3 separate regions of the Mus musculus genome follow, and regions 2 and 3 are each linked to region 1. Evidence: chromatin loops called from intact Hi-C (ENCODE). Cell type or tissue: heart. All regions are shown on one strand.

Region 1 (2,500 bases):
TCCAGCTTAACAGTTTAGTGCCCATGTTGGAGCTGGGCACTAAAGCCACCAGGCATGCTGTATACACAGATGCACCACCAACGGAGCTAAATGTTTAATCCTAGATCCTGTGTGTCTTTGTGTATTAAATATTGTGTGATATCTGAGGCATACAGATATTTCTCTTGGTTTATCAGGCTGTAGTTTTTATTTTACTTTGTTTATAATGTACTTTTGCTGTGTAAAGACTTGTTTTTAGGGACTGGAGAGATGGCTCAGTGGTTAAGAGCACTGTCTGCTCTTCCAGAGGTCCTGAGTTCAATTCCCAGCAACTACATGGTGGCTCACAACCATCTGTAATGGGGATCCAATGCCCTCTTCTGGTGTGTCTGAAGACAGCAACAGTGTAATCACATACATAAATAAGTAGATAAATCTTTTTTTAAAAAAAGTTTTATTACATTAAAAACAGGATTTTTAAAAGTTTTTTTTTAATATTTTATTTATTTTATGTGTATGAGTACATCATAGTGGTTGCTGGGAACTGAACTCTGGACCTCCAGAAGAGCAGCCAGTGCTCTTAACTGCTGAGTCATCTCTCCAGCCCAATAAAACTTTTTTTTTTGATTTGGTTGTTTTGAGATAGGGTTTCTCTGTGTAGCCTGACTATCCTAGAATTCACTCTGTAGATCAGGCTGGCCTCAAACTCAGAGATCTGTCTGCCTCTGCCTCTCAAGTGCTGAGATTAAAGTTGTGAGCTACCACCAGCTTGTAATTAAATTTTGTTATCATTTTTTAAGACCTACTGTGTATCTCTGGATGTAGACTAGGATGGCCTTGAACTCACAGAGATCTGTCTGCAAAGTGCTGAGATTAAGGGTATCGCCCCCTAGCTATTGTTTTTGTTTGTTTGTTTGTTTGTTTGTTTGAGACATGATTTTATATAGCCCAGGCTGGTTGGAAACTCACTCTGAAACAGAGAATAACCTTGAACTCCTGATTATCCCACCTCTATCTCCTAATTTCTGGGGCTATAATTATCTGCCTCCATTCCTGGTTTTGTTTTTTGGTTGACTGGTTTATTTATTTATTTGTTTGTTTGTTTTGGTTTTCGAGACAGGGTTTCTCTGTGTAGCCCTGGCTGTCCTGGAACTCACTCTGTAGACCAGACTGGCCTCGAACTCAGAAATCCACTGGCTGGTTGACTGGTTTTTAAGGCAAGGTCAAGCTTTGTAGTTAGGCCAGATTATGATATACTTGCAGTTTTCCAAGTAGCCTCTAGATGGCAGTACTACTCTGCTGAGAGCCTCTGTCCTGTCCCATAACTTCTACGTTGTCCCACTTCTATGTTGAACTTGTCTCTCAGTGAGTCTTCCATCTGATGGCGCTATGCTTTCCTGCACTTGTCCAGCTGTCTGTCTGCCTGTGGTGTTCAGTGGCTCCTACACAGGCCCTTTAGACGTCTCAGATCAAAGCCACCCCAGTCCTCCTCCATACTTCCTTCCCACTTCCTGTTTAGTAGACACTACCTCCTAGCCAGCCAGCATGCTGCCCAGGGTCCTGGGGCTCTTTCTTGGCATTCATCTGGGCCCAGCTGGCTCTCCACCCTCCCACCCTTACCACACAATCCTCCAAGGTACTCTTTCTGTCTCCAATTAGAGCAGAATTGCATACAAGTGTGTGTGTGTGTGTGTGTGTGTGTGTGTGTGTGATGTGTCATGATGCCTATGTGGAGGTCAGAGCACAACTCTGGAGTTGGTTCTTTCCTGTCACCTTTATATGGGTGCCAGCATAGTACTCAGGTCGCCAGGCTTGTTCAGCAAGTGTTTTTATCCTCTGGGCCATCTGGCCAGACTTCCACATCTTAAATTCACTTTCTTTTGGTTGTTGAGACAGTCTTATGTAGCACAGGCTGGTTTCAAACTCACTATGTAGCTGAGAATGGTCTCATAGTCTGACCCCCCCCCCCCCGCCCCCAGCTTCCTGAGCCAGAGAAGGACGGCTGGTGTCTTGGGCGGCGTCTCTCACTGAACTGGAAGCTCAACGTTTCAGCCAGGCTGCCTGGGCAGCAATCTCTTGGAGCTGCCCATCTCCCCGTCCCCCAGTGCTGAGGCTACAGGCATGGGTGCTGGGCACTCAAACTCCAGTCCTCATGCTTGCGGTGAGAAAACCGCAGGCTCTCTACAATCATCACTGGGGCCACTCGTTCCCACTAGGTTATGAGTTCCCCCAGGGGTGGGACCTCGACAGGAGTTCTCATTACCACACAGCTAGTATTTTGCTAAATAAATGAGAAGAGAAGCCAGTGTTAAAAGATCAAAAGAACCCTCATTAACCTGGTTCACCCGTGAGGAAGGACCAGCTACCACATCTATGAGGCTAATGCACCCCAGAGGCTGAGCCAACCTTCAGCTGCTGTAGACAGTTTGCACTGACACACTTCAAGGGCTGGGAGCAGAGTGCAGGGAGCCCATGTTCGTTTCCCCCAAGCCCCTCGAAGGCCAACTTGGCCCAGGCACCC
Region 2 (2,500 bases), 220 kb after region 1:
CTTTGCCACAGTTAGCTATCGTATTTTGAGTACTTGCTATATAACAAGTTCTATGTGAAGATACACACATATATAACATATATATAATGTAACAGGATAATATATATTATTCTGTTATATTCTCACAGCAGCCATGTGTGGCCCAATTTTTAAGTAAAGAAAACTCAGATTTAAGAAAGCTGATTAACTTGTCCAAGTTGAAATAACTGAGGACGGGGAAGACACAAGCCATTTAGACTTCATGTTAACACGACAAAATGGTTGATGTGTGTAATCTCAGCTACTGGGAGGCTAAAAAGGAAGAATTTCAAAGCAAGTCTGAAGCTAGCCTGGACTACTGAGTGAAACCCTGTCTCGAAAATACCCATAGAATAAAAGAGAGACTTTTCATTTCAGCTCCATTAATTACTAGAGGGAGAAAAATCTGCTCTCCACTGCCATAAAACAAGAAGATATTCCCATAGTTCTAAACTAGCAGCTAGACTCTGTAGCCAAGCAACGAAGAAATAACACTTGCTGCTGACTGGGGAGAGCAGCTGAGGGACTGAAACCCAGGTGATTTTCACTCAGACTGATGTAAGTAAGGCTCATAGACCACACCCTGCGCTGCCAGCCAGCAGAATTCCTCCACCAGGTTTCCAGCACACTGCCTAACACATGCAATCGAAGGCTCTCTGAATGGAGTGGGAGAAAAGAGGTATGCATGTTTCTTCTCTGTTGTAGCAGTTTATCTTTCATGTTCCTGCAGTGCCAGGAATCAAATAGAGGGCCTTGTACATGCTAGAGGCATATGCACCACCACTAAGCCACATACACACTGTGTATGTATGTATGTACATGAATGTAATGGGATTTTGCTATGTTGTCCTGGCTATGTAAGCTCAAAAAACATATACCAGCACAGCCCTATCACCTTTCCTGAAGAGTCTTCCCAGAAGGAAAGCAACTAGAGACCCTAAAGCCCCGGCCGGCCGGCTCTTGTGTAGCTACAGTGGGTGCTTCTTCCCTTAGTCTGGCACTAAAGGGCCAGCAAAACTGCAGCGCCATCTTATGGACATCACAGCACACAGCAAGTCAGAGCAAGGGAAACTCAGATCAGTTCACCAGCAAAAAATCATGACATTACAACCAAATTGTTCGTGCGGCCACCAAACCTTCACAAATACAATGAAGAAAGCAGAAATAAGGGTACTATTAAGCTTCATGCAGCAAGGTACACATTTGACTTCCATTAATGAAATATAACCTAATAAAAAAAAATCCCCCAAATAGATCAACCTGGGACAAAAAGAGATAGCTGCTTAATAGTAGAACTATTACTGCAGTGGGTTTCTCTAGGAAGCTTATAGAACTAAGCTTATTCTATTTTTACTTCTGTGAGTCTACTCTTTTCTAAATGTCTATATGTCAGTTGCGTCATTTTCTACTACAGAGAAAAACTGGTCAAGACAGGAACAGAAATTTGAGAAGGGTGGAACTAGGTTCAAATTGCTAAGTGGCTTAACTAATTTACTGAGTGATTCAGATTTCTTACCTATAAGATATGGACACTACCACCCACATAATGGGGTTGAAAGACAAGGCTAATGATATAATGTCTGTAAAGCACTTGGCTCAGTGCCTGATCTATAGTAAATCTCTTTTATTCCCATTTATGCCTGGGGCTAAACATTAGGAGCCATCCCTAGCTCCCACAGGGATCTCAGTACACCTCTTTTCCTTGATTGTATTCTAAGGAAAGTAAATAAACCCCAAGATTTTCTTCTTAGACAGGGATGCTTCCACTCTTTCTGAGTTAACTGACTACAGGACTAACGTGTGCATGGACCCTCACCTGGCATAGCCTATGAACATATGGCTATGCCTTCTCACAAAGCAAACTTTTGGGATCTACTTATTCAAGTCTTTTCCTCTGGCTTTTTTGGTAGTTAACCATTTATTACCCACAGTTTTCCTTGAGAGAAAACCAGAGTTAAAATGCACAGTCATTCATTCACTCTGTGAACATGAATGGCACTTTATCATACCCCAAGAACTAAGCAACCATGAAGCAGGAGGAGGAGGAAGAGGAGGAGAAGGAGGAGGAAGAAGAGGAAGAAGAGGACTTAGAACCAACTGGCACGGTGGTGAGGTAGAGGCAGGAGGATCAGGAGTTCAAGGATAGCCTGGGCCACAAGAGACCTGCTCTGGGAAGGAGGTGGGGACACACAAACTAAAAGTCCTCAACACCTCAAAAAGTGCTTGAGCCAAACCTAGAGAAAAGGCATTCTGTTATTGCTATAAAGATATGTGGCCCGAAGAGACCAACTGGTTACTGTTTCAGTTTCCTCATTTGGACAATGCTTAATAATAATAATTAAAGTAATTAATTTAATTTAATAAGCCATCATAGCCAATTTATCCGTTCAATCTACCTTCACAGCTTTTAGATGACCAAATTCATAGAACATTCATCCACTTAGTGAATATTCATTGACTGCTTATTTTATGACAAGCAAAG
Region 3 (2,500 bases), 280 kb after region 1:
CAATTGTAAAATACCTGGATACATATAGGATTGTTTTCATTTTTGATGTTGTTGTTGTTGGGTTTTGTTGTTTTTGTTTTTGGAGATAGGGTTTCTCTGTGTAGCCCTGGCTGTCCTTGGAACTCTGTAGACCTGACTGGACTCAAACTCACAGAGATCTTCTGCCTTTCCCTAGAATTTAAGGTGAAGTGCTAGGATTAAAGGCATGCACCACTATGGGCCCCTTCATTTCTTTTTTTTTAAAAGATTTATTTATTTATTATATGTAAGTTCACTGTAGCTGTCTTCAGACACTCCAGAAGAGGGAGTCAGATCTTGTTACAGATGGTTGTGAGCCACCATGTGGTTGCTGGGATTTGAACTCCCGACCTTCGGAAGAGCAGTCGGATGCTCTTACCCACTGAGCCATCTCACCAGCCTTCATTTCTTAAAAACAGCTACTTCTCAAAGCAAGGCAAGGTAGCATGCCTTTAATGTAAGCACTTAGCAGGTAAAATGAGGAAAATAAAGAGTTCAAGGCCAGCCTCAGCTACTTAGTACCAGGGAAGCCAGAGCGACATAAGGAGACCCTACCTCAAACAAACAAAATAACAACAAAATTGAAATTAAACAGAAGCAATTTTACCATAGCTTTGGTTTCATTCTTTATCAAGAATCTGGCTAGGCATGGTTAGCACATGCCTGTAACCCCAGCACCTGGGAGGCAAAAAAATAGGAGGCTCACTTGTGTTCTGGAGTTTGAAGCCAGCTTGAGCAACAAAGCAGAAATTTCGTCTTAAAACAAAACATCTAGCATCTGGAATAAATATTCTTCAAACACTCACTAAATCTGCAGAGCTCTTAATATAAGTTCCCATCCTTTGCTAATGTTCTACTGTGCGTGTGTAACATGTATGTTATGCCTGTGCTGATGCACTTGAGATAATGTCCAATATATAAAGATACCTACCTACAAGGACAAGGCTTAGTGAGTCTCAGCTGGAGTCTAAACGCCCAGTGACCCCTACTGGACAAACACAGACACAGAAAACTAAATTGTATAGCTAGGACAAAGATACCCTGTGTTGCATTTATTCTAGTAAAATTAGTATAGAACCTCTATCATACAAACTCAAGCTTATCTCAAAATATACACGCATGACATAAGAGAAAACAATGCTGGTCCAGCCAGATCAGTCTTTTCATGGGAAATAGTACAAGCTGGCTAATCTATGGGCTGCCCTCACTGGAAGCCAGCGTCTTTGTGAGGAGTCCTACCAGAGATAAGAACAGACAGAATGCATCGGCACTGTCTCTGACCCCTGACGGCCCCTTCTCCTCCTGGGGAGCTCAGGAGACTTGCTGCAGTCAGGGCACACTCTGCAAGCCTGGTGAATAATGCTTCCCCAGCTCATCCTCCCAGCTGCCACGACCGAGCAAGCCATAAAAGGAAATCTGGGTAACAATTTAAGTTTTAAAGAAAACACAGGTCCCATCCTGAGACTAGAGACAGTTCTCTAAATAGTCCTTTCAAGCACTGTAGTTCTTAGAACTGCTGCAGAGACATTGTAATGGCAGCTGGTGGCAATGCAGAAACAGGCCAATGCAAAAATGTCAATGAGTAAAACAAGCCCTTCTCTGAAAACTGGAGGCCACAGCTTCTAATTTGCATAAAACCAAAAGCGATGGGCATGAGGCCAAGCAACCCAACCTAGAGGGGCTGGTTATAGGTCGTGTAACTGCTTCATCCAGTAGAGACAACAAGGTAGTCCCATTATCACCCTCACTGTCCACCGTCAAGTGTGAGGGCAAGGCCCTGATCCCATCACCTCAGAGGAAGGGAAACCTTGTCTACCTGCCACCCTCAATGCCTACAGGAGAGTTAAGAAAAAGAAAAGCGTCTCCCTTTATTGATCAGTGAGCACCTAGCACCTTGCCATTCAACATCGCCGATTTAGACAGTAGTTGAAGCTCAATTTTCTTCCAACTGATATAGCTGGGATTCTAACTCCCTAAAATATTAAATCATGGGGTTTACTCAAACAATCTCAAAGAGCTGTCAAGCAAGTGAGAACATTTGTGGCTAATCTTTGTCAGACAGTTTACTTCAAAAACACTTCCTGGGGGCTGGAGAGATGGCTCCTTGGTGACGAGCACCAGCTGCTCTTTCAGAGGTCCTGAGTTCAATTCCCAGCACCCACATGGTGGCTCACAGGCATCTATAGTGCAGTCTCTAATGAGCAGACAAAAACTTTTAACTAGGATTCAATAAAGTCACACTTTACTATTATATACAAATTAATCACTTCAAATGTTATACATCTCAGAGTTTTGTTTTCCTGAAATCTAGCCCTTTTAGCACATGCTCGCACTTCTTCTCAGATACAATCCTCCAGTCTTAGGTGCTTGTGTGTCTTGCAATAATACAATTATCTAGCCTTTTTTTTTTTAAACATACAAAACCCAAAATAATCAAGCTCCCAGTTGTAGGGTGAGAGTGGGGATTCTTATTATAGTATAT

The links. A loop is a pair of places that touch in the nucleus more often than their neighbours do. Peaks named below come from ENCODE experiments on the same cell type or tissue, not always from the same donor. Only the 100,000 strongest peaks of a DNase experiment are listed, where the experiment ranks them.
Region 2: it touches region 1 in a loop (12-fold over the local background); 8 of 42 quality-filtered maps call a loop at or near these places.
Region 3: a loop joins it to region 1, with 4 times the contacts of the local background. A loop is called at or near these places in 3 of 42 quality-filtered maps.

Annotation. Positions count from the first base shown.
Region 1 is chr4:123,304,622-123,307,121 of GRCm38, forward strand. No RefSeq gene overlaps it. Among named protein-coding and RNA genes, the nearest start is that of Gm22154, 13 kb to the left of the region's middle. In heart, a CTCF peak has its summit at 1,260 (motif pointing right); no DNase peak of the experiment used is centred here; H3K27ac peaks cover 204 bases.
Region 2 is chr4:123,528,396-123,530,895 of GRCm38, forward strand. All of the region lies in intron 5 of Macf1 (microtubule-actin crosslinking factor 1), which reads right to left. Among named protein-coding and RNA genes, the nearest start is that of Gm31156, 22 kb to the right of the region's middle. In heart, a CTCF peak has its summit at 1,058 (motif pointing left); a DNase peak (open chromatin) is centred at 1,016.
Region 3 is chr4:123,583,246-123,585,745 of GRCm38, forward strand. All of the region lies in intron 1 of Macf1 (microtubule-actin crosslinking factor 1), which reads right to left. Among named protein-coding and RNA genes, the nearest start is that of Mir6398, 32 kb to the right of the region's middle. In heart, a CTCF peak has its summit at 1,016 (motif pointing left); no DNase peak of the experiment used is centred here; H3K27ac peaks cover 601 bases.